Regions from separate parts of the Mus musculus genome. Here all the other regions are linked to region 2. A link is a loop called in an ENCODE intact Hi-C map of the cell type or tissue named here. Cell type or tissue: gastrocnemius. All regions are shown on one strand. Links, peaks and the distances in the headings refer to the core of each region. The heading gives the core; the rest is flanking DNA. Region 1 overlaps Gm27198 (predicted gene 27198). Region 2 holds the start of Gm32382 (a long non-coding RNA gene). Region 3 overlaps Dzip1 (DAZ interacting protein 1). Region 4 overlaps Abcc4 (ATP-binding cassette, sub-family C (CFTR/MRP), member 4). Region 5 overlaps Uggt2 (UDP-glucose glycoprotein glucosyltransferase 2).

The links. Hi-C counts contacts between places; a loop is a spot of excess contacts. Peaks named below come from ENCODE experiments on the same cell type or tissue, not always from the same donor. Only the 100,000 strongest peaks of a DNase experiment are listed, where the experiment ranks them.
Region 1: a loop joins it to region 2, with 2.2 times the contacts of the local background. A loop is called at or near these places in 6 of 42 quality-filtered maps.
Region 3: it touches region 2 in a loop (2.2-fold over the local background); 21 of 42 quality-filtered maps call a loop at or near these places.
Region 4: a loop joins it to region 2, with 2.6 times the contacts of the local background. A loop is called at or near these places in 6 of 42 quality-filtered maps.
Region 5: a loop joins it to region 2, with 5 times the contacts of the local background. A loop is called at or near these places in 15 of 42 quality-filtered maps.

Annotation. Positions count from the first base shown.
Region 1 is chr14:118,714,512-118,720,529 of GRCm38, forward strand. It overlaps Gm27198 (predicted gene 27198), which reads right to left. Exons shown (of 6, transcript NR_166836.1): 5 at 5,190-5,314; 6 at 3,017-3,803. Among named protein-coding and RNA genes, the nearest start is that of Abcc4, 11 kb to the left of the region's middle. In gastrocnemius, for the core only: no CTCF peak of the experiment used is centred there; no DNase peak of the experiment used is centred there; H3K27ac peaks cover 2,135 bases.
Region 2 is chr14:118,817,042-118,823,059 of GRCm38, forward strand. It overlaps Gm32382 (a long non-coding RNA gene), which reads right to left and starts at 3,204. Exons shown (of 3, transcript XR_383773.4): 1 at 3,159-3,204; 2 at 1,311-1,452. It also overlaps a transcript of Cldn10 not described here. In gastrocnemius, for the core only: a CTCF peak has its summit at 3,234 (motif pointing right); a DNase peak (open chromatin) is centred at 3,245.
Region 3 is chr14:118,907,697-118,913,714 of GRCm38, forward strand. It overlaps Dzip1 (DAZ interacting protein 1), which reads right to left. Exons shown (of 22, transcript NM_025943.3): 6 at 4,746-4,870; 7 at 3,646-3,807; 8 at 1,738-1,875. Among named protein-coding and RNA genes, the nearest start is that of Dzip1, 15 kb to the right of the region's middle. In gastrocnemius, for the core only: a CTCF peak has its summit at 3,086 (motif pointing right); a DNase peak (open chromatin) is centred at 3,107; H3K4me3 peaks cover 606 bases; H3K27ac peaks cover 1,003 bases.
Region 4 is chr14:118,699,516-118,705,533 of GRCm38, forward strand. All of the region lies in intron 1 of Abcc4 (ATP-binding cassette, sub-family C (CFTR/MRP), member 4), which reads right to left. Among named protein-coding and RNA genes, the nearest start is that of Abcc4, 3.7 kb to the right of the region's middle. In gastrocnemius, for the core only: a CTCF peak has its summit at 2,898 (motif pointing right); a DNase peak (open chromatin) is centred at 2,808; H3K4me3 peaks cover 242 bases.
Region 5 is chr14:119,022,691-119,028,708 of GRCm38, forward strand. It overlaps Uggt2 (UDP-glucose glycoprotein glucosyltransferase 2), which reads right to left. Exons shown (of 39, transcript NM_001081252.2): 27 at 3,732-3,921. Among named protein-coding and RNA genes, the nearest start is that of Gm16835, 73 kb to the right of the region's middle. In gastrocnemius, for the core only: a CTCF peak has its summit at 3,391 (motif pointing right); DNase peaks (open chromatin) are centred at 3,385 and 4,648.

The sequences.
Region 1 (6,018 bases), core at 1,292-5,291, 100 kb before region 2:
TTATAAACACTGGCTGCTCTTCCCAAGGACAGATATTGACCCCAGCACCCTCATCCCTTGCCAACTCTCTGTCCCTCCAGTTCCTGGAGATCCAACACCCTCTTTTGACCTCTGCCTGAACCAAAAATTCACATCATACACATATATACATTTGGGCAAAACTCTCACACCCTAATAATAAAACTAAATCTGTAGGCTAAATAAAACAAACTTGGCTTTTCAGTGCTACCTGGGGCCCATTTCTTTTACACCACCCTAGAGAACTAGTACCAAGTGCCTCTTCAGAAAACAATTTCGCAAGATTTACTACGAGTTTTTTGATCCAAGCATTTCACTTTAGGAATTTTAATGACATCCAGGTGATAAGTCACTAACCTATGTGTTTATGAGTACCTAGAGACGGCTCCTTGGAGGGTGGCCGGAAGCCAGATGGTGGACAAGGAGCCAATCTAGAGCAAAGAGCTTCCAGCACAAAAGGCAAGGATGATGGTGAAGCAATTGGCAAGAGATCAATTGTGAAGAGATCAGCAAGACCGCAGGAGAGTTGAAAGACAGCCACATACAGTTCACAGCTTCTCTGACCTATGTCTCGGGATCCTCTACTAAATCAAGTAGACCCTTCAAATTGTCCAGGCCCACCCTCAGTGCTGAGGACTGAGCTAAGGCCTTTGTACTATAGTTGGCCTTCTTGTTTAGGAGACAGCAACGTCACTGTACGTCTAAGACTGCCCTAGAACTCCCAGCCTCAAGCTGATCTCATGCCCCAGTTTCCCAAACACCGGGACTACAGGCACAGCCCGCCATACCCAGCTTAGCACTCAGAGGCTTGGCTCTAGGTTTGCTTTCAAGTCCCCAAACAATAAAAATTAGAAAAATAGTCGTATGAGAATGCAAAACCACTGAGCCCACTCTGTTCCAGAATGCATGAAACTAAACAAGACCAAAACAAAATGTTCCAGAACTCTAACAGTAAATATTGTGAGATTATAGGTGATTAAAACTCAAAGCAAATATAGATCCTTCCAAGTTTTCTAAGTCAACCTTAAAATAAAGAAAGATTAAGTGTTTTTGTTTTTTAAGGAAGTAGTATAATTATTCCATACGACAGAGCGTGCGACAGGCTGAGAACATGGTGTAGCTGGAAGAGTTCTTGTGGGGCGGGAACGAAGCCCACACTTTATCCTCGGTACCCTATAACCCCAGCCTGGTGGAGCGTCCTGCAATCCCAGCACGCAGGAGGAGCAGAAGTTTAAGGTGATCCCCGGCTGTATAGAAAGTTCTAGGCTGTTCTGGGCTACGTGAGACACGGTCTCTAAAGCAAAGCAGAGGCCTTGTGAGTTTCAGAAGTTCTTCACAGCACAAAAGTCAACCATCGCCAAAGTCAGTTACCTCAGTTACAGCCACAACAGAAGTGAAGTACAGTAGGTTAAAAACTTAACTTTCCAAAGGAGCGCAGCACAGTCTAGGATCAGATTTCAAGCCAGGTGTTATGTCATGCACACTAAGGACTTGCTAGAACAATAGTTTTATTACCCTTATTCATTTGGTATGAGAGAGAGAGCATACGTGAGAGAGAGAGAACATACATGTATGTGTACATGTTCAGTGGTGCACATGGAGGTCAGAGGACAGCTGGCAGGACTCAGTTCTTCCCCAGGGTTCCAGCTCAGAGCTTCAGATTTGGAGTCATGTGTCTTTTATGAACCAGCCTGTTGACCTCAAAATAATTTTGTTTTCTTCCATAATATTTACTTTCCATTGAGAAGGAAGTGTACCTTTTCTTAGCCTGACAATAAATAGTGTTTGGAATCACATAAGTTTAGAACAAAGTGACATACACTCTCCATTGGGGGACACACAAACAAGATTTGGCCAAACTTCTTGCTCGCTCTGGCATCTTAGTCTTGCAGGAGTCCTCCCCATTTCCGCTCACATATATTAAGAGTCACCAGGCAAAAGTCAGGGATTACAGTCAATGAGTCAACAATTCTGCTGTACCTGATGTAATCTCATGCCACAAGGCTGGGCATGAACAAAGAGACCAAGAACAGGAGCCAAGGGCCTTGTCAGAGGAGGTTGGCACAGGGTCACCAGAGTCAAGTTGGTGGCATGGTTGGCAGGCAAGCTGTGTCCTGTAAACCCTAGAGTGTAGACATCGCCGCCAAAGCAGCAGAGAAGTCACCTTGTCCAGCACCCAGAGATGCCATTTCAAAAACAAAACAAGACAGTTCCTACCATAAAAAGTGCACTTTTGAAACGCATTTACGACAGACAGCTCAGCGGGTAAGGGGTAAAGAGCTTGCTGTGGTAACTTGAAAAGGAAGTAGACCTGGGGATAAGCATCTATCACCCCAGTGCTGAGTCCGCATGGGTGGAGATGAGATTTTTCCAGTTTGTACGCTTTATGTGAGAACAGCAATCCTTATTTTTCCACCCGTCGGCGGCATACGCTGAGTGAATGTTGGAAGCCTTTCTTCACTCCCGCTTACATATAAAATGTTAGCTATTCTTCAGGATGGACATCCCTCCCCTTGGTCTGCTGCCTTACACAACAAAGCTGATGAAAGGACATGTGTGCAGTGCGGTGCTTTGACTATGCTTGCCCAAGGGAGGAGTGGCACTGTTAGGAGGTGTGGCCGTGTTGGAGGAAGTGTATCACTGTGGGGCTGGGCAATGAGACCCTTGCCCTTCTAACCACATGGGAGCCAGTCTTCTCCTAGCAGCCTTCAGATGAAGATGTAGAACTCTCAGCTCCTCCTGCACCATGCCTGCCTGGATGCTGCCATGCTCCCACCTTGATGATAATGGACTGAAATTCTGAATCTGTAATCGAGCTCCGATTAAATGTTGTCCTTTACAACTGCCTGGGACTCCAGCTCCACGGGATCTGGAGCGATCGCTGCTTCCAGAGGACCCAGGTTCAATTCCCAGCTCCAGAGGCTGACCCTCTTCTGACCTCCACAGGCACCAGAAATGCTCACGATACGAAGACATACATGCAGGCAAAACACCCATGCATATGTATTATTTTTTTTAATTTTAAATAATCCTTACTAGTTCACAAAGATAAAATTGCTAAATACTGGGATAAAACTTGAGAGAATAGTAATCCTCACTCTATCATATACGCTTCATGTGGACCAAAAGTTGCACGAATTTCAAAGACATAAAGATAAGGCAGAGCAGGGACTATGGAAATGAAATGGTGTAAGGTGCCAGTGCAGGACATAGCTTAGTGGTGCCCAGGATACACGCGTCCCCAGACACCGTCCCAAGCATCCTCACTGCAGAAAATCAAGTTGACAATTCAGAGGAGAAATACAACGAGCTGTACTTAAAAAAAAATACTCAGGCACATAAAGAGCGATGAAACACAATATACTCCAATTTTAGACAACAATATAAGGAGCCTCATGGCAGAAATTCAAAGTAACAAAGAATGGATCTATTACTCCGTAAATGGTACTGAGACATCTTGTTAGTGATTTGGAAAAGATCACTGACATATTTGGAAAGAATATGCCAAATCCTACTTATACTAAAAATTGTGGGTCCGATATTTAAGTAGTTGTAAGTAAACCGCTGGCAGAATTATCTCCCATTTCACAGTCCAAAGGAAAACCACACTTGTCTTGTGCCACCAGAACTACTCTCTTGCTAGGACAGGGGAGTGGATCCTCCTTGCTCTACTGGAAGCAGGCAGGCGCAGCACCAGGGTCTCCTGAAGAAACGCCACGAACTGATAGGGGGCAGCTCTTCTCAGCCCTTCTGTCCAAGCCATTCCAGGCCAAGTGGACACCATCCTGTGTGAAAAGGAGATCAGATGCAACCATGTCCAATTATTAGATCATTCAGTATTTCTCTAACAGCTAGAATTACAGGTGATTTCTTCTTGCCGTTTTTTCTACGGTTTCTGAATTTCCTAGGGTGAGCACGCATAAATGTTTAAGTTAAGGTAAGTTTAGTAAGATGACACTGATGGTGGCCAGCAGCCCCGGCTGTCACACTGTCCTGGGAGCCCTGGGAAGTTCTTTTGGGAAAGTGTGTGTGCCTGCTCACCTATCCTCAGCGTAGGCTTCACTTTCATGTCCCACAAATGGCAGTGTCCTCACCTGACCCTTTGCTACTCAGCCATGGAGGAAAGGGGAGGCTGAGCGCCCGGCGGCCTGCTGCCCTGTGCACTCAGAGCCTTATCCTGCCTTTGAGCCTCCTAGGATATCAACAGGATGCGGCCTGGATATTTTCCTCCCCTGACTTCCTAAAACACAAAATGCAGTCTTTTGTCTAGGCAGCACATTTGATGGACCGTGGATAGGACCATTTTCAAACTCTCTCTCATTAGATGAAAATGTCCTGTAGACCAGTTAAAATTTAATCTGTGCAGTCTGGGCCCAGAGCCTGCCCAGGACCAGTTCGGCTTAACCTGGATTTGGTTCTGAAGAACCATTTTATGGTTAATAAATTCTTAGCACCATGTAGGCTGCCTTCTAGTCTGGTCTCGCCTTTGGTTAATAGGAGCTCTGGTTCTTTTTAGTTAGCACAGTACTTTACCAACTTTCGAGATCTAGCTGCTGCCCCACTCTGTCTTCACATGTTTTACCTGAGACTAGAGGTTTATAAAGGAATGATGGCACACATGTGTCTTGTGGTACTGGAAGCTGGGACATCTAAGACCAAGGGGCCACGTCCAGTGTGTGCCTTCTCACTGATAGGGACTCTGCAGAGCCCTGAGGTTACACAAGGCATGGAAGGGTAAAGGGGCTCACCGCCAGCTTCTTCAGAGTGCATCCAACCCTCTCTTAACGTCATTCTTCCATAACTAATTAATCCACTGATCCACGTACGGATCAATCCATTCACGAGTGAAGAGTCTTCCCTGACCCGTTCACCCCTAAAGATCTCTAAGTACCATTAATCACGGCCTTGGGGAATTAAGTTTCAACTAGAAAATTCTGGGATAAACAATCAAAGACATAGCCTGCCCTGTCAGGGCCATAAAATAAATCTCACAGGTTTTCTAATGAACTAAGCCGACGCTCTGAGAGCCAGCCCGTGTGACGGGAAGTGGCAGCACCTTACTGTTTTAGAATGGCATTTAGCTCTCACCAGGGCTTTGTCCGTGTAAGGTCTGGGCAGTATCAGCTACTTATTTTGTAGGGCTCAATGAAAAACGAAAAGCTGGGGCTCACTGTTTAAAATTTATGAAGACTTCTCAGGTGATGGCAGCCGCTCATTAAGCAAGTCTCAAGGCCGCTCTAACCATGGGGTCCCAGGCTGCACTGGTCACACGTGGGCAAGGCTGTCAAGATGGTGTCTGTGAGTAAATTATACCATATGTCAAAATGCATTCACAGACTGCACAACTATAGTTCTTATGAGAATCGTCTTGGGGGAAAACTTTGCCTTTAAGCTTAGGTGGCTACGTGCAGCTTACTCACTTTTGCCAGAGGCTCTGAGAGGGCTATAAATAGTGAGCTGTGTGTGTTTGGGAATTCTTGGACAGTGAGAAAAAGTCAGGCCTTTCAAGTCACCTTCAGAGACCACAAGCTTTATGAGGACAAAACTCTGCCATGAATGAAGTTGTCATCAGCTATTCTGTTAAGCGGCTGTGATACCTGGTTGTGACTTTCGTTTGATATTTTGAAACTGTTTTTTTTTTTTATCCAAGTATTTTTATAGGCATTTGAAGCATTCATGGGGCCCATACACTATGATGAGGGCACTTATTGGGGGAAAGTGAAGCTTCAAGCCCTGTCTCCCACTCTGACACGCCCTCTCCCAAGAGAAGATGATGTTACTCACCTGTCACACAAGAAAAGGGTCATGGACAAAACACATCTGCCACCAAGCTTTGTTCCTCTGTTCAGTAAAGAGAGAATGTAGGGTCTTGCTTCTTTCTTTCTCTCTCTCTCTCTCTCTTTCTTTCTTTCTTTCTTTCTTTCTTTCTTTCTTTCTTTCTTTCTTTCTTTCCTTCCTTCCTTCTTCTTCTTCTTCTTCTTCTTCTTCTTCTTCTTCTTC
Region 2 (6,018 bases), core at 934-4,933:
TTTATTCTAACGGAAGCCTAGACGGTGCTAGAAAGCCCGTCTTACTGGTTTGATAACCACCCTTGAGGTCTGAACTCGAGATTCACAAGCTGGCTACCAATACAAGTTTTAAACTCAGAGCTATGAGGCGGCACAGTTTATGCTCACCTATAGAGCTTCTGTGGTCCCTCCAGCTCCCCGTTGTTAATTGTGCTCTCTGTTTCACAGTGGCTCAGACACACTCATCCGCAGGGCAGCCCACAAAAGCCACACTTGGTGGAAGGGTACCTTGGTCCAGTTGCCTTATTTTTGTTCAGGCAAAAAGTTTCTAAGCAGTCAGTTCCCAGGCTAGGCTGAGCCCAGATAGCTGCATTTGTAGCCAGTTCCCAGCCTCCGCCCCTGGCCTAGCAGGCTCCCTGACCTCTTCCCCGGGCCTCCCTGGCCACTGTGGAAAGCTTACCTCTGATTGCTCTACCTCAGAGTTTTAGTTACTTTTCTATTGCTGTGATAAGACAAGGAGACAGAGAACACTGGAAGGTTTAATTTGGGCTTATGGTTTCATAGGGTTAGTTAGAGTCCATGATGGTAAAGCAAAGACATAGAAGCAGTAACAGCTCCGTGTGTATCCACAAACAGGAAGACGCAGAGAACACACCGTGGAGTCTTTCGAAGTCTTGAAGCCTGTCCCCAGTGACACACCTCCTCCCACAAAGCCACACCTCTTAATCCTTCCCAAACAGCTACCAATGACACACCTCCTTCAACCAAGCCACGCCTCCTAACCCTCCCCAAACAGCTACCAATGACACACCTCCTCTAACCAAGCCACACCTCTTAACCCTTCCCAAACAGCTACCAATGACACACCTCCTCCAACCAAGCCACGCCTCCTAATCCTTCCCAAACAGCTACCAATGACACACCTCCTTCAACCAAGCCACGCCTCCTAACCCTCCCCAAACAGCTACCAATGACACACCTCCTCTAACCAAGCCACACCTCCTAATCCTTCCCAAACAGCTACCAATGACACACCTCCTTCAACCAAGCCACACCTCCTAACCCTTCCCAAACAGCTACCAATGACACACCTCCTCTAACCAAGCCACACCTCCTAACCCTTCCCAAACAGCTACCAATGACACACCTCCTTCAACCAAGCCACGCCTCCTAACCCTCCCCAAACAGCTACCAATGACACACCTCCTCCCACAAAGCCACACCTCCTAACCCTTCCCGAACAGTTCCACCAACTCAGAACCAAATATTCAAACATATGAGCCTGGGGGTCGGGGGTGGGCACTTTCATTCAAACCACCACAACCAGTTACCCGTGTTCCTGAAGTTTCTAAAGTGGCTCAAGACTGCCAGGAAAGATGCAAATTCTGATTCCAAGAGATAGCACGCAGGATCGGTGAGTTTGTGCTTCAGGTGGTCTTCATCATCCAGGAGATGCTACTAGCGTTCTTGAATCTGGACCAGGAATATGAATGAAGGCTCTAGCCTATGTTTAAACATTCCAAAGCTATGAAGCAGGCCATAAAAGAAGGGTCACACGTACTACAGGGCTCACTGTGAGGTGAGGATCCTTGAACTCCGGTGGTACTCCAACCAGGAGGTATAAGACAGAGTGAGCTGACATCCTGCCTTGCTCCCTTCTCTTCCCTTCCCACTTGTGCTAAGCCAAGGTATGAGTCTCCCTGCCTTCCTAGATTCTCAGCCAATACAGTCCACAAGGGCAGCGAGTGGGAGCAGAGATGTTGAACAGGGGGTTCCAAAGCCCTGTGAGTACATGTGGTGAGTAACCACACCAGGACCGCTTGCTGATAGGCGGCTCAACTTTACTTAGGGTGACTGAAGGCTTATAAAGTTTGGGGGGACTGAGGGCAGGGCATCCGGGATGAGCAAAGATCATTTGCTGGGGGATTAGGGTACCTGGCATACCTCATTAGCATGGGGAAGCATTTCAGGAATCTCAGGTGCTAGCTGAACAGGTTTTGTCAGGAGAAACGAAATTGATCCTATGAACTAATGGAGGCTATGTGACATTCCTCAGGTAGAGGTGAATGTGGGGGCTTGGAATTCTCCAGACAAGGTCAGAGAAGGAGAAAGTCTGTTAACAAAGGGAGTCCTTCATTACCAGACTAGCACCAGAAGGCTATTTAGTCAACGGTGGACTTCTAATTAGCAGAGTTTTCCCACAGCAGGGGATCAACTCCAAGGTGAAGAGCTGTGGTTTCAGCAGCCTAGCCCCTCGGCCTTGGTCTGTAAAAATGTACTATGAGTGCAGTAACAAAACACAGAGGAGTTGTCTCGGCTGTTGTTCCTGTCCCTTTTAGACAATGTGCAACATCTTAGCCCAGCTATCCTTTGTGGCTCCTCTGATGGAGAGGTCACAGCAGAGTAAATTTCCACGTACAGACAGGATTCTGCCTCCCCCGAGCTTCTCTCCCGAGCCCAAAGACAGCTTGTGAGAGTCAGTTCTACCTCTCCACCCGAGGATCCTGGGGCTTGAACACGGGGTCTTCCCTATTGGCAGCAAATGCACCTTGTCCCAGCGAACCACCCCTCGGGCCTCGGAATTTTAAAGATAGAAATACGATGATGAATATAAGCTTTTGTGTGTTTGTGACCAGTCTTGTGCTATCTGTACTCCAAGCTGCTGTGACGGTGATCTTTCTTTGCCATAGCATATGCAAAACACTTTCCATTTTAAACTGGCCGAGCAGTGGTGGCGCACACCTTTAATCCCAGCACTTGGGAGGCAGAGGCAGGCGGATTTCTGAGTTCGAGGCCAGCCTGGACTACAGAGTTCCAGGACAGCCAGGGCTACACAGAGAAACTCTGTCTCGAAAAACAAACAATCAAGCAAACAAACAAATAAATAAAAGGATTGAACACTCACTGTTTATAAACACCATCATATATCCCCAGGACTCTTTTCCTCTTGAAAAAACGGAAACTTTGTAGCTAGTAACCAGCGCAGCTCCTACTCCTAGTTCCTAGCCTCCATTAACCCAGTTCTTTACCTTCCTTGCCATAAAGCCGGATGGCCAGATTCCCAGGACCCACGTTGTGGAAGGGAACCACTGACTCCCACAATTTGTCCCCTCACCTTCACACGAGAACCATGCATGGCACAAGGACATAAACAAATACACAAAAACTTAAAAAATTACCCTGGTAATTTCCTCCAGCGCAGCAGCTGTATCTTGCCCACAATCGATGCCGAGGTGTCATGCTACATGTTACCTATAGATGGCAGTAGTGATCAACTGCTAAATCGGCTTGGCACTAAGACAACACCATTTGTTTTGTATGCTGTTGGCGACTACTGGTGGGTGAGATGTGCTGTCTGAGCTGGGTGACACGCACAAAGCCTGGGTGCGTTTCAATTTGAATGGATAGTTATTGGTATCAAGCAAGCTTGAGATTTGTATTAAATAGAAAGGCATCAGAAGTTTTTTCTCCTATGGAGGTTTTTCTGGAAAGATCCACACTATCAGCGTGGTTGAGACTTAATGCTTGTGTGTTCTTTGCCTGAGCATGGATAACTGTGCATGGATTTATAGGCTAAATGCCCACGGCAAATGTATTGTTTAAATAACACAAAAATTCCCCCAAACTTCCTCTAGCACAAACAAAGAATCTTAGGGCAGCAGATGTGGTTGGGATTTCTTTTAAAGATTTATTTTTATTATTTTGAATTCTGTGAGTATTGTGTGTGTGTGACAGGAGTGTGTGTGTGTGTGTGTGTGTGTGCACGTGTGCATGCCCACGTGCAAGGGTGTGTGGGCACTGGTGACAGCAGAGCCCAGCAAAAGGTATTGGATCCTGTTTATAGTTTGCTTTCTACTGCTGTAATAAACACAACCAGAAGCAATTTGGACTGGAAAGGGTTTACTTCATCTTGCAACTTACAGCCAGTCAGGGCAGGAGCTGCAGACAGTCCGTCAGGGCAGGAGCTGCAGACAGAGCTGCAGACAGTCCGTCAGGGCAGGAGCTGCAGACAGCTTACTGGCTTGCTCGTGGGTTCACCTTCAGCTGCCTTTCTTACACCGATCAGCAACATGTGCCCAGAGATAGGACCACCCACAGTGAGTGCCCAACCTCCACCCCATGGGCAATCATTAATCAAGAAAATGCCCCTTCAGGCTTGCCCACAGACCAGTCTTATGGAGAGAATGTCTCAATTGAGGTTTCCTCTTCAAATGACCCCCAACTTGGGTCAAGTTGACAAAAATAAACAAACCGGTACAGGTCCCCAAGTGTCCTCGGGTGTTTGTGAACTGGGAACCAAACTCAGGTTTTTGATAAGAGCAATATGGGCTCTTAGACCTGGAGCCATCTCTCCAGCCCCCTTTCTGCTCTTAGAATGAGGTCCTCCAGCCATCTAGAGAGAGCCCTAAACTCTGTTCCTTAAGTATATCTCTCGGCAGTCTCAGTCCAAACACAGCTTCCTGATAGCTTTCAGTTTACCCGTCCACCTCCTCAGCCATCACACATCCTTGACTCTTCCCTTTGATGGTGTTTGTCTAGCCTATTGACACAGACTATGTCTGTCTTTCTTGGGAACTGTAGACATTTCTCTCTCCTCTTGGTCTCAGCTACCAAACCTTTATATCTTCAACTAACTCTGCTGGACACTTCCATCCCACGAGAAAGCAAGAGCTCAGTCACATGATTCAGGCTGGCTGCTGGTGAGGCGCCTACATTTATAGATGCTAACTGAATTCAGGTGAAGAATTAAAACCAAAAAACCAAACAAACCAAAAAAACAGAATACCAAACTCCATCTCCCTGCTGCCCCTCTTCAGGCTTCTGTTTCTGCATGCCTGGCTCTCCCCCTCAGCAGGAAAACAGCATAACATCAGCTCCCACCTTACAGAGTAGCATGCAGATATTGCATGCATGGGAACAGAGTAATACAATGTAAGGCAGGGCTAGCTCTGAGCAGTGAGCTGTAATTGTGAACTGTTGTTATTTAGTAACTGTTTAGTTAAACAACCCACTGTATCAATTGTTGGTGAATATCAGAAAATGGTAGCATTGATCATGAGTGACAGTAACCCGCAAGGTTTACTTTCGGTGAGTGGCATAGTGGATGCTACATTCATGCCACCGTGGAGCCTGATTTTAAGTCAGAGGCTTCTAGAGGGTAGTCCGACAGGGTGGGCAAAATTGACAGGTGTAGCAAATGTGTACCAGAGATTGGAAGCAGTGTGGATGGGCTGAAGAAGCAAGGGGCCACTTCTCTCAGGACCAAACAAACCACTGTGCCAGCCCCACAGGCCTGCAGAGAGAAGAGCTCTCATTGTGGAAGGGACAATCGCCGGCTGCACAGGAGACTAGCCGACTGGCCCACCTTCCCTGTTCTGTTTGCACATTGAGACTCCTGAAAGAGCCTCTTTGAGTGACCGTGGAGAGGACCCACCTGTGTCTGCCTCTCCAACTAATCCCAGGGCAGTGAACACTCAATGCAATGTCCCCTGCACGCTTAAGGGTTGGAAGGGTCCCTTTGTTTAGGCAGCAAGGGACCAGGGCCAGTCAGGAAATCCAAGGGCTTAAAATCTGTCCAGTACTTTCACAACCAAAGAACAAGTTGCCAAATGGTTTTCTCTCAAAAGAAGCCAGTCAGCTGAGTCCTAGGAGAGGGACTCTGAAGAAAACAAAATCAATCAGGAGAGAAGGAAATCTTTAATAATAATAATTAACAATAATGGCATTGCTCCTCAAGATTAAGAAAACTGAGTTGATGAAATATGAATGAATATATTTTTAAAGCCAGGCGAGAAAGAACTAGGATTCAAGATGATTTTAAACGCCATTCAGGGCCAACACTTTTCAGTCTATTAACTTCAAAAAACCCCAGCTCCTTTGTGCTGATCCTTAGAGCACTTGAAGAGAGATGAAGGTAGGTATTTACTGAGAAATTGAAAGGGTGAAGCCACAGCCAGAGGCAGTCCTGCCCTGGAGTGTACCCTCCAGCTCTTGTTCCCAGAATCTCCAGCGCATTGTTAGGAAATCCACCCAGGAGCA
Region 3 (6,018 bases), core at 624-4,623, 90 kb after region 2:
AGGCAACTCGGTGCACGGGAGACACTGTGGTCTGTGGAAGGTAAATGTCAGCTTCTAATCTCCTACTCACGGCAGTCACGTGGCTGAGCAACCACTGGCAGCTTGGAAGAGGATTAAAAAGACACCCTGCACTGTAGAGGCCAGGGGTGCACATGACCACGGGAGAATTCCTACTGAAGGTGTGTAAGTTCTCTGCTCAGGTGACCCAACCACACGGTCTAGTCGAGAGGAGATTTGGGGGGGGACCTTGTGGAAGTTTGCTCTAGTACTACCAGGGAATGAGTAAGAGAAGGATTCTGAGAACAGAGAGGTTGCTGCCGGCAAAGAAAGCCGCGGGAACAAGGAGCTGTGTTCTAAAAAGAGGACGCTAGGCTGAAGGGACACCATCACTGTGCAGGACAGTCGGGTGGGAAACGGGGCCTTGCTACTCGTGAAGAAGTCTGAAAAGTGTGTGAGTGGAGGGGGGCTGTGTCACTGAAAGACTAGACAGGACAACCACACATGCAGGCGAGCGGTGCATTGGAGGGAGGCAGGCAAGATGTGGCATTAAAACAAGAAACAGCAATCCTATTTCAAAAGGCTCTTACTGCTTAAAAACTTCACAGGTTTACTCTTATTAAAACTTGTGCTATGCTTGCTTTCCAGGTATGTGCACGTAGGCATCCATGCCTCTGCACCACACGAGGAGGGCAGAAGATAACCTGTGCGAGTTGGTTCATTCCGCCCACCAGTTGGGTCCCAGGGGTTGAACCTAGGTCATCACGCTTGGTAGCAAAACCTTTTACCCCGTGAGCCATCTCACTGACTCAAAGGCTTTTCCAACATGGTTGAATTTGTAGGTTATAATACCCACAGTTACAATCCCCACCTCCTACCAACATAGAGGGATGACTGGATTCCAGGCCTCACAAGGCTATACCACCAACCTATATATTGGCCTTTTTTGATTTTTAATTTCTTTTCCTTTACCATTGAGATAAAATAACTTTTATAGAGTGATTATGGAGTATGACTTCCAAATGAAAACAAAATATATCAGAGATACCAGTTTGTCAGCGCAGTGCTATATGCAAACCAAATGGAAGCTTAATGCTTCAATACACATTTTTTTTTCCGAGACAGGGTTTCTCTATATAGCCCTGGCTGTCCTGGAACTCACTTTGTAGACCAGGCTAGCCTCAAACTCAGAAATTCGCCTGCTTCTGCCTCCCCAGTGCTGGGATTAAAGGCGTGTGCCACCACGCCCGGCTCAATGCACATTTTTTTTTAAGTGAGAGCTATAACTGCAGCCAGGAAAACATTGAATAATAATATGAACTGACTAATTCAGAGTGACATTTTTGTGGGCAGAAACTGAAACAGTGTGAACTACTATCCCATACTCACACCTGTGAGTCAACACCTACTATAAATTAGGCATCTGTTGTGAGACAGGAAAAAAAAAAAAGAAACAGAACAAAAACGTTTGCTGGGAACGAACTCATTAAGAGAAAAACCAAGGCGATGTAGACCTGGCTCCATGGTTAAGAGTTCTTACTGGTCTTGTAGAGGACTTGGGTTCAAACATCCACACCATGGCTCAAAACCACTTGTAATTCTAGTTCCAAGGGATCCAGTGCCCTCCTCCTGGCCTGTATGGGCACTGCATATATGCCGTGCACATAAGCTCATGGAGGCACACACACGTAATTAGATACATGTTACATGTTGTGGCCGCGGTCACCACGCGTGCTGTACCTGGCTGTCAAGCAGCTGTAGCATGTTCTGGAAGTCCTGGGGACACGGAAGATGGTCTTCTCTCAGCTCAGTAACGTCTCTTAAGGTGCCTATGTTGGACTTGATCTGGATGTTAGACTTCTGTATTTCTAACAACTGCTATGGATGAAAAGAATCACCAAGAGAAACGTCAGACATTGACTTAACGGCAACAGCGAAGAAGCCAGAAGCACAAAGCCGCGTTCAGCCATCCCTCTCCCTCCGGACACCCCTTGCCTGTCTCCTCCGCTTTGCTCTTTTTCTACCAGTCTCTGATCTTTGATATCTCCACCAGAATGTGGAAAAAATGGGAAGGAGACTCATGTTTTTTTAAAATGGTTTGTTACTGGGAGCCAGGGTATGCCCATGTCCATGTCAGAGGACAACCGTAGTCCAGTCTCACTTTCTGCCTTTCTGCGCATTTCAGGGACTGAGAGCGGACTGAAGCCGGCTTGCACACAGCTGCTTTACTCGCTGGCCATCTCTCTGCCCCCTCACCCACTCCCCAAGCCAACCTCTGACCTCTGACGATGGGTCTTTAAATTCTTGACAGAAACATCTGTGAGAGGAACTGGGTATATCTCCTCTTTCTGTTTATTTTTTTTAAGGCAGATCTTGCTGCCTTGGCCCAACTGGACTTGAACTCTGGCTGACCCCGCCTCAGCCTCCCAGTGCTGGATTGCAGGGGTGTATCACCACGCCTGTGACACTTCTGAGAAGTTACGATATTGCAATAGAAGACGAACACTGCCCAGAGGCCATACCAGTAAATCCACCAGGGATATAAATGTTTTAATTTCCCTAAAGTTAATTATGGAAAAAAAAATCTCAGACAACAACAGGCGATAAAGTTAACATCACGGACATTATACCACTACTTCGTTGTCCGTTCACTGCAACCGCTGAAAGTGCAAAGAAACTTCTCCGTACAGAAGTTCCTTCCTACCAATACTACAGCTCCGGGTGGCAAGGCCAAAGTGAAAGCCTTAGACCACGGAGACCATGTGTGACCTTGGTACAATTCGACGAAGCGACACACTGTCTCCGAGATCCACTCCACAGAAACGCTGACTAATCACGTTACCCTGTCACTAGTCAGATGAACCCCAGCAACGGGACTTGCCATACAAACAACCCGCACTTCAGATCTTTAGCTTCCACAACAACAAGGCTGACAAACTATCCCCGGCCACAGAAAAGCCTAAGGAGTCGGAATGACCCACTGTAACATGGCGTCTTGGACGAGATCCTGAGCAGGAAAGGAAAATAAATAAAAGGATTCTGGTGTTGTGTTTAGTTTTGCTTCTGAAACTCGTCCGCCCCTAGAGGGAGCCCAAGGATCGACCTCATTTCCCTCCTTTTCTCCTCAGGAACTGGATCAGCACAGAGGATGTGGAGGTGTCTGTGGACCACAGCTGTTCCCACACGGCACAGGGCCCCCTTGCCGGTTCCTGCTTACTTTAGAGACCCGATCCTCCTCAAAGGTCAGGTGTGGACCGAGGAGAGGGCTAGCAAATACTCTTCCTCTTCTGCTGCCTTGGTGATCTGTATCAGCCTTTCCACCCACTACTTGGAACATTCTAGAATTCGTTCAAGGGTTTGTGGTTTAAGGCTATTTAAACCTAACCAGGTGAGGAAGTTTCCTCTTGGGTGGAACAGATACACCCACAGGGGTTCTGTTCTAGGGTCTGGGGACAGACCACCCACTCACAACAAAACAGTCTCGCTCACCTGCTCTACCTCCTCAGCGCCTCTTGCGACCTGGGATGCCCGGGGAGGAGGGGTGGTGTATACTTGGCATGTAAACGACCTGACCCCTGGCTATGATGCCATGCTAACACCCATCTTAAAGCAAGCGATCCTATGAAGACGTCTAGGTTGCATACTTACATATTCTAATGCTGAGTTCTTAGAAGTTAACTCTTTAAATTCCCTCATAAACATCCCCTTGACCTTCTCCATCTCCTCGAGTAACTTCTCCTTCTCCTCCTCTTTCCATCTGTCAAACAGCTTCAGAAAGTCTTCCTCTTTTGATTTCTGCATTTCATAGTCCTGAAATTATTTTAGCATTATGTCACTAGGGGCTCTGGATATAACACATGTGCAAATTTTTTAAACAAATCATAGCTTCACCCCAAATCTGTTAGTATTTCTTCTGTGAATTAGACCTGTAGTAACACTCTCCAAAGCCACTGGCCTATACACAGTGATTCTTCCCTACCAAAGCACAGATGGGGAGCAGGCAGATGGCTCAGTGGGTAAAGAACACACCCACGCCCACATACATGTGCTCAATAAATAAATGCAAGTAAACAGAAACAAACAAACCACATTTGGAGCCTGGCGCTCCGGCTTGGTGGTTAACAGTGCTTGCTGCAGAAGCGTGAGGATCTGAGGTCAAATCCCCAACACCAATGTATACACCCAGCATGGCCCCATACGAGCTTACAACCCTGTGCTGTGCGAGTCACAAACAGGAGCACTGCTGAGGCCTGAGGGCATTCAGCCTTAACCAGGTTCAGTGAGAGATATTGTCTCAAAGGAATAAGGACTCCAGCCCATACGAGTATGCATACATACATGCAACACATATCATGCTCAATACACACATATATCATACACAGACGATACACACACACTCTCTCTCATACACACATGCTGACACACACTGACACACACAATGACACAGACACGTTGACACACACTGACATAGACACACACTGACACACACTGACATAGACACACACTGACACAGACACATTGACACACACTGACACACACACACTGACATAGACACACACTGACACACACACTGACACAGACACATTGACACACACTGACACACACACACTGACACACACACACACACACACACACTGACACATACACACTGACACACACACACACACACCATGAAGCCAGCATGCCTCTTTCCCTGCATTAAAGTACTTGTCATTGCACCATCTCCAGGACAGAGCCCTGTGTCCCACCTTAGAGAAGCGAACTGCATGAGAGTGCTGTGCAGACTCCAGCTGAGACCTAGTGAGCTGCAGCTGTTCCTTCAACATGTCAATCTCCTTCTGGAGCCTGTCGGTCTGGGCCTTTGTATTATACTCTGTGCAAGAGAAGATCTAGTTAGAAAACGATTTCTTATGAATTCACCTGAACACTCACGGGGCACAGTTCTAAGGATAAGACAAAGGAAAATGCTCTCTCTCCCTTGGGACTGCCACGAGCCCAGTCCTGCTCTTTACTGTTTGTCTGGAGCCCTTTCTGTGACCAGACACTTCATTAGTTTCAGTGGCTTCTTTCCGCCACTCACTGTACTAAGGCTGATTATTCAACAGGGTCACCGTGAGATCTTTGTTCAGGGAGTGAGCCCGGTGGTTCTGACCCACGAGTGCTCAGGACTTTTTCAGAGATGTTCGTCTCACTCAAAGCAGAGAAGCAAGAGCTTCACCTACAAGTAGCACAGTACTGAAACTATACAGTCACCGTGGTTTGCACTCCCACCCAAGATCCCCGAAGTCCCCTATCAGCGATCACTGAGAGGGCTGGGGAATTCGAGACGCAAGCTGGGGCAGTCGTCTGTCAACTAGGGCGCAAGCGAAGAACTGAAAGGAGGTGGTGAAAGGAAGGATACTTATGTACATGTACTTACACGAGGATGTACACATGACTGAATGGTATACATGTGCTGTGAGTGTAGACATGAAAGGTATGGGAACCAAAGCAGAAAGTCAGAATCTCAAAGATGACCTGAAGAAACAATACTCGTTTCAGAGTCTGAAGCGCTCTCTGACACGAGTATGAGGTGGGATAAGATACTGAAACAGAGAGAGAGAGATCAGTTTCACACCGAAGAATGGTGGGCCACTTACAAACCGCTCAACACTTCCATGTTTCCAATACACCACTTACTCAGATCGGTGGTCCACCACGGTTCTACAATGAAACTTTCTGCCATCTGATTTGCTTCTACTACAAAGCATTGTGGGCAGGAATACAAACAGACTGGCCCCAGTGGAAGAAAATCAGCACAACTGTTGGAAACACTTCTGTAGGTTACGGTGGCCCAAAGTCTGGCCTGCTTGGGGAGGAGGGGACGCTCCAGTCTTTGAGAAGACGGGAGTCTGTGGGAAACCTGACTCCTTGGGTAAACCACAGAGCACTCTCCCATTTCTGGGTCTTTTTTTCTACCTTCTGGTTATTTTCTATCAGCACCCAAACATGCTAACTCCCACATAAGACACATTTCTCTTG
Region 4 (6,018 bases), core at 639-4,638, 120 kb before region 2:
ACCTCTTCCTGTTGGGTCCTGAAATAAATCTGGCAGCAGACCTCCCGGCTCAATGATCAAAAATAAGAGGATGACACGTACAAATAAGACGAGTCCTTCGCTGCAAGAGAGACCGCACGCAGCAGAGCCTGAAGGACGCACCGTGTACCCTCTGCAGAAAGTGACTGGCAGAGCCTGCTCTAAGCCACAGCTGAACTGTGGGTCACAGCCCCATCTGGAGTCACAGAACTGAATGTGAATTATGGTTTGTTCTTGAGAGCAACGGGAGGAGGCCGGGGAGGTTTTTGAGCAGGATGACCCCAGTTTGTTCTACAGTGATTTTCCTTCCATCTAATTTTTAAAAAGAAAAAACTAAAGCCACAGCCAGGCTTGAGGAGTGTCTCTGAGGATCCTCAACAACATTTGGTGAGCGTGTGAATGAATCGGTGGATGAAACGGCTCCACAGGCATGCCTAAAGTCCAACCGTAGAATCTGATGCCAGGGGTAATGGTTTAAACAAGGATGACCGGAGAGTTTATGCCTTAATAACTAGACAGACGATGGTGCTAACAACCAAATAGCAATTCAACCTTACAGATGGACGGGAGGTGTCCTAGTCAGGGTTTCTACTGCTGTGATGAAACATGAAACCAAAAGCAATTTGGAGAGGAAGGGGTGTGTTTAGTTTATGCTTCCACATCACTGTTCGGCACTGAAGAAGTCAGGACAGGAACTCACACAGGGCAGGAACCTGGAGGCAGAAGCTGATGCAGAGGCCATGGGGGGAAATGCTGCTTACTGGCTTGCTCAGTCTGCTTTCCTATAGAACCCAGGACCATCAGCCTAGGGATAGCAGCACCCACAATGGGCTGGGCTCTCCCCTGCCCATCACTAATGAAGAAAATGCCCTATAGCCTAGCCCACAGCCTGACCTTAATGGAGGCGTTTTCTCTACTGGGACTCCCTCGTCTCTGATGACTACAACATGTGTCAGTCAGGTTGACATAAAACAAGCCAGCACAGGAGAAAACATGCTGAAGACGAACACACATGTGAAAAACAAACTCATTCACTAACAACCAAGAGGCCTGCTTGATCAAGTCAGCAGACACACACACACACACACACACACACACACACACACACACACACACACACACACACACACACATTCATCCAGCCAGCCAACGTTTCTACCAGCCCAGCAGAGCCCAGCAGGTAGACAGATACTGAGCGAGTGCCTCTGTTTTCGATGGGGCACACCTATGACATGTTTTGATGATCCAGATAGCGTCTCAGCTGTGACACACCCACCTCCAAGCTACGAGGTTACTGAGGCATTTCCCAACCCCCTCCGGACCGGACCTCAATCTGCCTCCCCTAAAGAAGGGTGATAATGTCTGCCTGAGAGACTGAGGGTTAAACTTCTGGAAGATAACAAGCTGAATGGAACAAAATGTATATGTGCTAGTGATCACCATTGTTAAAGCTCAAGGTCCCAACACGGCCTCTCAAGGTGTCCTCCGAGGATATTAGAAGCAGTAGCCAGCAAAAGAGATCCCCAGGACCCACCCAGACTCACTAGGGCCAGAGTTCCTGAGGACTCACAGCGGGGACGCTACAAGAGACCCATGGCCTACACTTTCAAAACCATGTCCAAGGACTATTACTGAGGCAGGTAAATATGACATTTACTATCCAGGCATGAAACTCCCACTCTGATGACTTCTGCATCCAGTGGTCTTCTTGTGTTACGCAATATGAAGATGTCTTTAAAAGGCTAATCTTTAAGTGAGTCTAAAACTTTCCTTTCTACTCTGGCGGGCAGGAGGGTTTTTTTGTTTGTTTGTTTGTTTGTTTGTTCATTCCAGAAACCTGGCACTCTGCCTAATACCAGCAAGGCCATGAGATGGCTCAGCAGATAAAGGTGCTTGCCACCAAGTCTGATGACTTCCTTGAGGTTCAACCCCAGACTCACTAAGCAGACAGAGAGATTTCCTCTGACTTCCACACAGGTGCCATAGTAGGAGTGTGTGCATGTGTGTGTGTGTGTGTGTGTGTGTGTGTGTGTGTGTTATAGGTTGTGGGTTGAGTTATGCATGTGTATAGTATGTGTCCATGTATATGTGTACCTGTGTTGTATGTAAAAGGGAATGTTGTCTGTGCATGGGGGCGCGGCGGGGGGGGGGCAAATATATGTGTGTGCATGTGCATATGTGTGGTATTGTGAGTGTATGCTCATGGGTGTATGAGTGTTTTTATACTCATGTGTGTATGTTTGTGTGCTCATGTGTATGTGTATTTCTGCATGTGTGTGTTTATACATATGTGTGTAATGTATGAGTGTGGTGGGGGAGTGTGCAAGTGTGATAATAAAAATACTCAAAATATGGTACCAAAATGCCTCTGGTTAAAATTAAACACTACCAAGCAAGATATGGCTCACACCTATAATCCTAGCACTCAAGACAGTGAGCTGGGAGAGTTCTCTACCCAAAGCTTGGGCTAAAAAATGATCCTGTCTCACAGAATAAAATGAATAAATAAATACGTGGCACTTCTGTGCCGTGATGGAGTGCCCCTCAGCCAACCTTCCTAAGCCATCTGCATTTCATCTGCAAGTCACAAGCTTGTTCTCAGCCCAGTCCCCAGAGAGTCTGTCCTGTCACATGGCTTTGCAGCACGACATCTCTGAGCAGAGACACAGTCAGCTATAGGAGAACAAGGGCTTAACTACTCTCTGGGGCCAGATGCATCAGTCCCCTGGAGTCCCTTGACACTGGCACCCTGGGAAAGCGCCTCTCTGGTTACCTTCCATCTGCTGCTGCAATCCCAAGACCTCCTGGGTAGGAGGAGGCCTGGCCTAGGAATACAGAGGACACCCACAGGTCTTCCTGGACGTTGGTGAAAACACCAGGGGGCAGCAGGGAGAAGGACACCCTTGGGAGAGACTGGGGCTTGGACATTCTCATAGCCGGCTAGACACAGTATTCCATTCATTCATTCGTTTGTTTTTTTTCCAGACAGGTTTTCTCTGTGTAATAGCCCTGGCTGTCCTGGAGCTCTCTCTGTAGACCAGGCTGGCCTCAAACTCACAGAGATCCACCTGCCTCTAACTCCAGGGTTACTAGAACTAAAGAGGAGCAGTCAGCCACGACCTGGCTGGACACAGTATTTCACAAGTTATACCATTTGTTTCTAATGACGGGTATGACAAACTGCTCAATAAACAGTGGTAGGAAAATGTGCTGTGTTGAAAAAGAAAACAAGGGCTGGTGAGATGGTTCAGTGGGTAAGAGCACCCGACTGCTCTTCCGAAGGTCTGGAGTTCAAATCCCAGCAACCACATGGTGGCTCACAACCATCTGTAACAAGATCTGACTCCCTCTTCTGAAGTGTCTGAAGACAGCTACAGTGTACTTACATATAATAAATAAATAAATCTAAAAAAGAAAAAGAAAAAGAAAACAAAAAAACAAAACAAAACTGGTGCCTATTTTACAGCAGCTGCAAAAAAGAAACCCTAGCATCCTTTGTCATTAACACAATAGCTAAAAAAAATATGCACAGGGAATCTAGATGATCCTGGGAGGTAGAGAGAAAGAGAGCTCTGGATGAGGCTGGAGGTATAGGCAGTGGTAGCGTGCATGTTTAATCTATACAGTGCCTTATTCCAATCCCCAACACCAACAGCCTGAGAAAGGGAAGAGAGGACACCAAAAGATACGGCCATGGACACATACTATGTAACTGTTGAATGCACTGTGTTCAGCAACAGCAAAAGGCCTGGAAAATTACACTCAGAAAAATATCATGTCTTAAAGGCAACAGTGTAAAGTCCACCATATCAGCTAAAGGATCCATGACAGGTTACAGTTTTACTTAATGTCCGTGTGCTCCTGCCAACGTGTGCACTGAAAGAACACATGCGTGCAAGAGACAGCCACAATACCAGCCGGTGTCCTAGGCTGATTGACAGCCCACGTCCAAACTGTATTACAATTTCACCTAAATCCTAGGAAGGCTTATTGCATGGGCTGTCATCATCTGGCTGGGCAGCTACCAACTCAAGAGTCTAGAAAACAGACACAGAGTGGGCGGAAAAACAAACGCCCCACAAAGAAGGTAAAAAAAATCCGGGCTTGCAGGAGGGTTTCCCATCTGCAGCAAGGCAGCTGCAAGAGAGAAAGAGAAATGACACACTGGTTAAGCAGGCCACGGGTGACTTCACCAAGTCACAGCCCTCCTGCAAAGTGTAACACTGGAAAGCCAAGGCTAACAGGAGGTGCGCCATAGTCCAGTGGGCCAGCCTCAGCCTTCGTCAGCATCACTCGGGCCCCTGTGAAAAGCATGGACCCCCATGCTTCTGGCTGTGCTGGGTCAGTCTGCAGGGACACTGGAGATCCTGCATCTTCCCATAAGCTCCCAGGTGATGCTGATGCTGCCCTTCTGACTATCCTGCTGTGAGAGCTGATACCATAGTGACCAAAGATGCTTCACACGCATCTTCAACGACAGGAATTGTAATAGCATCCTTGAGAAACTGCTGTAAGAACGGGAGCAATCCTTCTTCATGCATGGGAGGACCAACTGCAAAGTACAGTGGTTCCTGAGAGCCAGGTTTGGATCCTGCTGGACGCCAGTAGCTTTGCCATCCTAGACGGGTTAGTCAAAGTACCTCAGCTTGAGCCCCCTCACAAGGGATAAACTAGAGGCAATAGCTAATTTCTCACCAACTGGGAAGTAGAAATGGGACTCACCCCAGACAGCAATGTAAAATAATTACCCTTTTTTATTTTAAAGTCTATCTATAAGCCTGACTGTAACACAATATAGACCAGGTTGGCCTCGAACTCAGGGGTCCACCTGCCTCTGCCTACTCAGTGCTGGTATTGACAGCTTAAAGGCTGTGATACCACACTCAGCTATTCCGTACATAGTTTAAGACCGTGTATTGACAGATGTGGTGGCTCATACCTATAATCCCAGCACTGTGGAAACCGAGGCTGTAAGGAAGATTGCTGTGCATTCGAGGACTTCCAGACCAGCCTGTGCTACAGGGTGAGGCTGTCTCAAGCAAACAAACAACAGCCGATTGTGCCTTGCTACCTTATCCTAGCTGGTCTCAGCTCCATAGCTGCTCAAGTCATCCTCCCACCTTAGCCTTCCAAGAGACAGGGACTGGAGGTATGTGCCACCCACACCCAGCTCTCGCTTCACCTCCATTCTGAAAGTCCGCTCACAGGAAAATCATCAGGAGGTCTGTGTATTGCCAAAAGCTCGGGAGACCAAGACAGCCCACCCGCTCTGAGTTATGTATTTTTTTTTTAAATTCATTTCACCACATTCCTTCTTCCCGCAAGCTCCTCTTGACCGAGTGTCCAAAATCGGATCCTGCACACACTGCATCAGCAGTTAAAAACAGTAGTAAATGACTCTGAAGCTCCCTAGGTTTTCACATTTTAAAAAGGTAACATTAGAACGTGAGGAAGATGAAATGGCGGAGGTCAAGGAATAAAAACTATTCTTGTTAGCCAAGCGTGTACTAGCCAGCCCAGGCTACTAGGCGGAAAACTACTTAGGAATGTCATCTATCTAAACCTCTTCACCTGTTTCCTACAAAAAGAGGGGTGGGGCGGAGACCAGATCAGGGAACCCATCAGTGGTTTTAGGCATGGAAACCTTGACTCCTGTCTCTGAACACATCTTGGTAAGACCCCCAACAGGCTTCCGAAACTCATTCCCAAGAGGGATATGGCCATCAAAGGCAGAAATGAAAAGTCCATCTAACAGGGGAAAATGTACTCCACTATGGCTGCGTTTCTGTCAAGAGGAAAACATCATGTTGATCTTGCTCAAGAGTAGTGTCCCCATTCGTAACTAAATAAAACATCGTAATAAAGTGACCTTTTAACTCACAGCCATACTTAGGTACTAGGACACACACAGAGGGGCCAGAAGGAGAGACGGGATCCTAGAAGTTAAACTTCCTTACACACACACACACACACACACACACACACACACAGGCAATCAAT
Region 5 (6,018 bases), core at 1,192-5,191, 210 kb after region 2:
CAGAAACACACACACATACACCCCAAAGAATTAAAGAAGACCACTTCATGATGATTAGGGAACAACATATCACAAGAATACTGAAATTCTTAAAATGTATGAGGTGAGCCTTTGTGTACCCACTTTAATGAATAAATAGTCTTGACCCAGACTGATCTCCACATAGAGCTGATAACTTCAATATCACATTCAGACAACAGACAAGTCATCCAGATGAAAGATGGGCTGACGTCAGCACTGAACAAAGCGTAATCAGATAGTCTATAGATACTATAGGGCACTCCACTCATAAGCATTCTCTTTAGAAGCCCATGTTCTCTGAAACATCACATTTAGGACACAAAGTAAGTCTTAACAAATACAAGCAAATGGACATAAGTTCTTATATTAAACCTGATAACAATGCAGTGAAATGATACATCAACAGGATAAAACTGTAGAAAATACACAGACCCATGGAAACCAAGTAGCACACTGTTGAATAGGTGGTCACCAAAGAACTCATGAGAGGAATTAAAAATTCTTACAATGTAATGAAAATGAAATAAGGTGACACAGTGAAAGAAGTTTAATAAGGGAAGAAAGCTCATAAGAATACATGCATGCATATATATATCAAGTAAAAGAATGGGAATTTTTTTTCAAGTGCTGGCCTGACAGGTGTAAACCACCATTCCCTGACAGTTAAGCTTTTGACTGTCCTAAATACTTGTGCCTAACATAAGCATTAACTTCCTAATTTTTGTAAGAATGAGAAATCTTAAACCTTAGTATTCTTAGGAAAACAAAAAATGAGACAACCCTAATCGATAGGTGGGAAGAAAAAAAGTAAGAATCAAGTAAGAAATGAATGAACTTGAGATGGAAAGAACGATGTCATAACTGAAACAGCTCATTCTTGAAAATAAAATGAAGAGGATTCAGAAACCATTAGTGTAACCAACCGAAAGAGAGAAAGACACAAATTTGAAATGAAAACCAAACAAACAAGAAAGATTTACAACAAATACCACTGCTATCCAGAGCATCACTGAAGAGTTGAGGAGATCTGGAGAATCCAGACATGGATATATCATAGACACACAGGACCTGCTAATGTTAACTACGCAGAAACAACCCTCAGGGCTGTACAGTGAGCAAGAAGATGTAAAGTCTCCCAGCTAGAAATTCCAAACCTACATGGTTCTGAGCTCCACCAGCCCATTTCTCAAACTACTCCATAAAACAGGAAAGGGGGGGATGGGTACTAACCCCAGTTTATGAATCCAGTATTACACGGATATCAAAAGTGGAGATGTCCACAACAGAGGAGAAAATGGCCGGCCAATCCCTGATGAACATGGTCTAAGAATTCTTACAAAACAGTTGCCAGTTGAATTTAGCAACACATGGAAAATACTGTTCATAATTACAGGATCTGATCTCAATAGATATAGAAAAGAACTTTGATAAAAACCTTCAAGAAAGTCAGAAGAGGAGGAACATACCTCAATGTATTGAGTTCAACATTATATTAACTGGGGGAAACTCAAGTATATCCACTAAAACCAGGAAGAAAATAAGGGTTTCCACTCAACTTCTAATTCAGTACTTCTCACTGAAGTCTTAGCTGAGCAATGAAACAAGAGAAGGAAGAAACGGTCTACAACCGGAAGAGAGTAAGCCCATCCCTTCTACTGTGGACAACACTGTCCTCTCTATAAAAGACCTCACAGCCTTCGCAGAAAGCCCTTAGACCTCACAAACACTTTCAGAAAAAATAGTTGAATATAAAAATCAACAAAAAAAGTTCAGTAGATTTCCATATGCACCAATAATAATCCTGTTAGGAAAGAAATCAGGAAAAGAGCCCCAATTATAACAGTTTAAAAATGCCCAGCATGCCGGGCGTGGTGGTGCACGCCTTTAATCCCAGCACTCGGGAGGCAGAGGCAGGCGGATTTCTGAGTTCGAGGCCAGCCTGGTCTACAAAGTGAGTTCCAGGACAGCCAGGACTATACAGAGAAACCCTGTCTTGAAAAACCAATAAATAAATAAATAAATAAATAAATAAATAAAATAAAATAAAAATGCCCAGCAATGCACATAAGCAAGTAAATGATCTTATAAATGCATATTTAAAAATTTATATTTCAGTTTCGGTCCATGTATGAGTGGGTGCCCATGGGGCACCCATGCAGTGGAAGCAGAGAACTGACTCTCACAAGTTGCCCTCTGACATGCATACACATCCTGTGGTATATGTGCTCACACACATACACAAAACACTCACAATATAAAACTGAAAGAATAAAACAAACAAGGATATCCATCTTACTAGCATGCAGATTTGCTTTCATCTTTAGTAAATGGAAAAATTATGTATATATCAATTGTTTGTTTAAAAATAAAGTTATGATTTATTAGTAATAAATGCTGGATTTATATACCAATTTTATAGTACATGGATCCAGGCCCATGTAAAATTTCCTTACGTGTAAATGGGTCATGAGTGGAAAAACTTAAGAAGTCTTGGCAATGAGAACCCAGAATTAACCCAACATGGCTTCTGACCTGCTTTTGGCAAAGATAGCCAAATATCCACTACAGAAAAGATAGTAGCCTCTTCAACAAATTGTAACAAGAGAATTAGGTCTCCTGATGCAGAAGTTATAACTAAAGTTCTATTTTTCACTCTGCACAAAAACAAATTAAAAAGGATCAAAGTCCTTACTATATGAGTCGATACTCTGAAATGGATATAACAGTATGGAGAGATGGTATCAGCAGACAGGCACTCCAGATAAAGACCTCCCATAGCTGAGGAATTCATCTCCAGATGTGACAAATGGGATTCAATGACATTTGAAAAGGTGATCAGCAAAGGAAGCAACTGAGTAAAAGACAAAATCTTTGCTAACTGTACAATTTACAGAGGATTAAAGTCTAGAATAAAGAATTGGACAAAATCCTAAATACCCAAACATGAAACAATCACATCAGTACATGGGCTGATGAAGTAAGTATGCAATACTGGAGCGATTAGTACACATAGCCAGTAAACATGAGAGATGCTCAGCATCCTAGCCATTGGGAGAGGCACATAGAAACTATGATGCTCTATCTTACCCCAGTGCAACGCTTTCCATACAGAAAATAGACAAGGGATGTTGGTGGGAAGCTGGGGCAGCTGTATTTAGGTAGCGTGGTATAAATTCAGCTGTGGAGCTACTCTGGAACCCCATAGGAAGAGCCCTCAAAATGCTAGCAACAGAATGCCCATGGGACCCAGCCTCTGAGTATGTATATGTCAGAGAAAGCCTGAAGACAACATCACAGACATATTTGCACATCTGCATTTACTGCAGGCTGCTCACAATGAGCCAAATTACAAGTCAGTCTGTGCATTCGCCAACAGAGGGCGCCACGGGGAGAGCTATGAACAGGAATGATACTATGTCATCACAACGGAAGGCCTCATGTTAAGTGAAATAAATCAGGCTCACAAAGACAAATGTTTTTTCTCATTTGTGGTTTCTACATTTCTATACACACCTAAAATTATTATACATGTAATATATGTACATACACGCATGGCTTGAAAGTAGAAGTAAGAATGGAGAAAGGAGTAGTGTGGAGTGTAGTGTGAGGAGAAAAGAGTAGGGCGGCTCCTGGTCTGTTAAAGCTGTTGTCAGTGAGTAGGCACATGTGGGGACCAGCGAGCATTTCAGCTACCTCCCACAATAACTTACATCTTTTAAGTTAATATTATCAAGGTCACAGTTGCTATGTACTGTTTCAACCAGCCATCCTTCTGGGGTGATCATGTTGAGAGTCAGAAGGTGGGACTCTGGGATGTCCAGGAACTTTGCCACTGGCCCATGAGAAGGACGATTGTTAGGCCCTGATGTCAGCTCTGGCTCCAGAACAAAACGGTAAAAGCTGTTAAAAAAGCACAAAGAAATATTGTAACTAAAATTAAAATGATTATTTATTCCTCAAATATTTTAAAACTGCCAATGGCTTAACATACATAACTATAAAAACTTAAATTAAAAGTTACATATATACTATATGCTACAAGAGCTAAGAGATTATTTTATATGAATATATATATTGTATTATATATTTTATCCTTTAAAATTGAGCTGAGTTAGAGTATCTGTGCTAATTTCTGCAGCCCTCCACATTTGTTCTCAGTCCACATTTTGGCTTTTTTATGAGCTCCTACCACTACAAAGAGGAACAATGAGAGCCAGAAAATGAGTAAAATTCAAATGGAAATTTGATACTAACTTTAAAAATTCAACTAAAATCAAACAAATGGGGTGGAGTAAAATGCACCTGCTCAGATCATTAGACATAACTGTACATTTATTGTATGTTATAGCCTCAGTCTTCAAATACTCACGAATAGTATGAGCCAATATCAGAACATAAAAATGATTGTTTCAATTCTCTTATATTTACAATCGTGTTAAGCTCAAACTCATAGTGTGAAGTCTATATTTTCACTATTCAGCTGCTATTTTGACTTTTCTTAAAATGTACTTTTAACTAAGAGTAAAAATTGTGTGAGCCTTGCTGCAGCTCTCAAGAGAGAGGCTCTGTAGCTCACGCTGTTGTGATGCTGTGGGAATAAGGACTGCAGTGCCCTCTAGTGGTAGGCTGAAAAATACCCCAGTTGCCTGCCACTAAGGGCATCTCTAGTGTACTTCATCTGAGGCCCTGACCTGAGCCAGAGAGAGAAAGATAACAAGGGATAAACGAGCCTGCTTAACTTAAATTGCAGACATTATTCAGTTAATTTGGCCACATTTGGCTGGCCCAACCGTTACTCCAGGAGAATTTATACAGTATGGTGATGAGACTCAGTGGAGAAGACACAGATGAACCTATATTCAAAGCAAAGCAAAGAAGGTACAAAGAGACATATGAGAGAGAACGCTCAGAGGGAAATGCACAAAACAAACACTCAGCACGCCAACACAGTATAAACACTAAAGAAGAGTTTTTTTTCTAGAAATGTTGGAAATAGAACATTCTTTAGGATTTAGTAAAAATAATTTCAGTGACAAAGAAAATGAAAGGCATTGCAGGCAAATGCAGTGACCCTGCAGTGAAGGAGAGCTACTGCAGACCAGTGCTGTAGGAATCTGAGCCCGTTTCTAGCTGTGGTGTGACTCATCCTTAATAGTCATCTGTAATCCCAAACATTAAAGTTAGTTTGTAGAAGGAAGCACCCATGTTTGAAAGTGATGGCTAATTGGATGGCAGTCAAAGTGATGAATCACAGGAAGATTTGACAGAATAGGATCTGTCCAATATTCCCAATAAAAGAGAGAAAAGGGAAGCTACTTAAGGGAGAGACCAACAGCACAGGAGGAAGGGAGTACAGTCCAGGATGCAGTAGAGTGGGAGGGAGAGCAGAGCAGCACAGGGGGAGGGGGAGGAGGAGGAGGAGGAGGAGGAGGAGGGGGAGGAGGAGGAGGAGGAGAAGGAGGAGGAGGAGGGGGAGGAAGAAGAACAGGAGGAGGAGGAGGAGGAGGAGGAGGAGGAGGGGGAGGGGGGGAGGAGGAGGCGGCGGCAGTGGCAGTGTCACTGGGAGAATTTTACAGAGACAGGTTGAAGAGAGAACAAGCAAGAGAATGAGGAGTCAGAAGATTAGAAAAGATTGCTAGAGTCAGTTTGAGGCTAAGAAGAGCAATTCAGAGGCTGAAAAAAGCCAGATTGAATAAGTCAGCTGGGAGAGGAGTTTGAACAGCTGAACTGCACCAGCCAACCAGAGATCAGAAAGACCTAGGAAGGGCACACTGTTTTTCTGCCCCAAGGTACAAGAGGATATCGAACATTCTATTAAGAGAAGTGATGACAATGACAGCAATTCTGAACCACGAAGCAGAAAGAGTGTTCTGTTTAGTGTGTCATTCAAAGTCACAGCCTTCACGCATGTCACTGACAGAGACTCTAAACTGCTTTCCCAAATAATGACTGTGGTGACGTGCAAGAGGACCTGCTGAAGTGCGGGTCTGGGAAAGT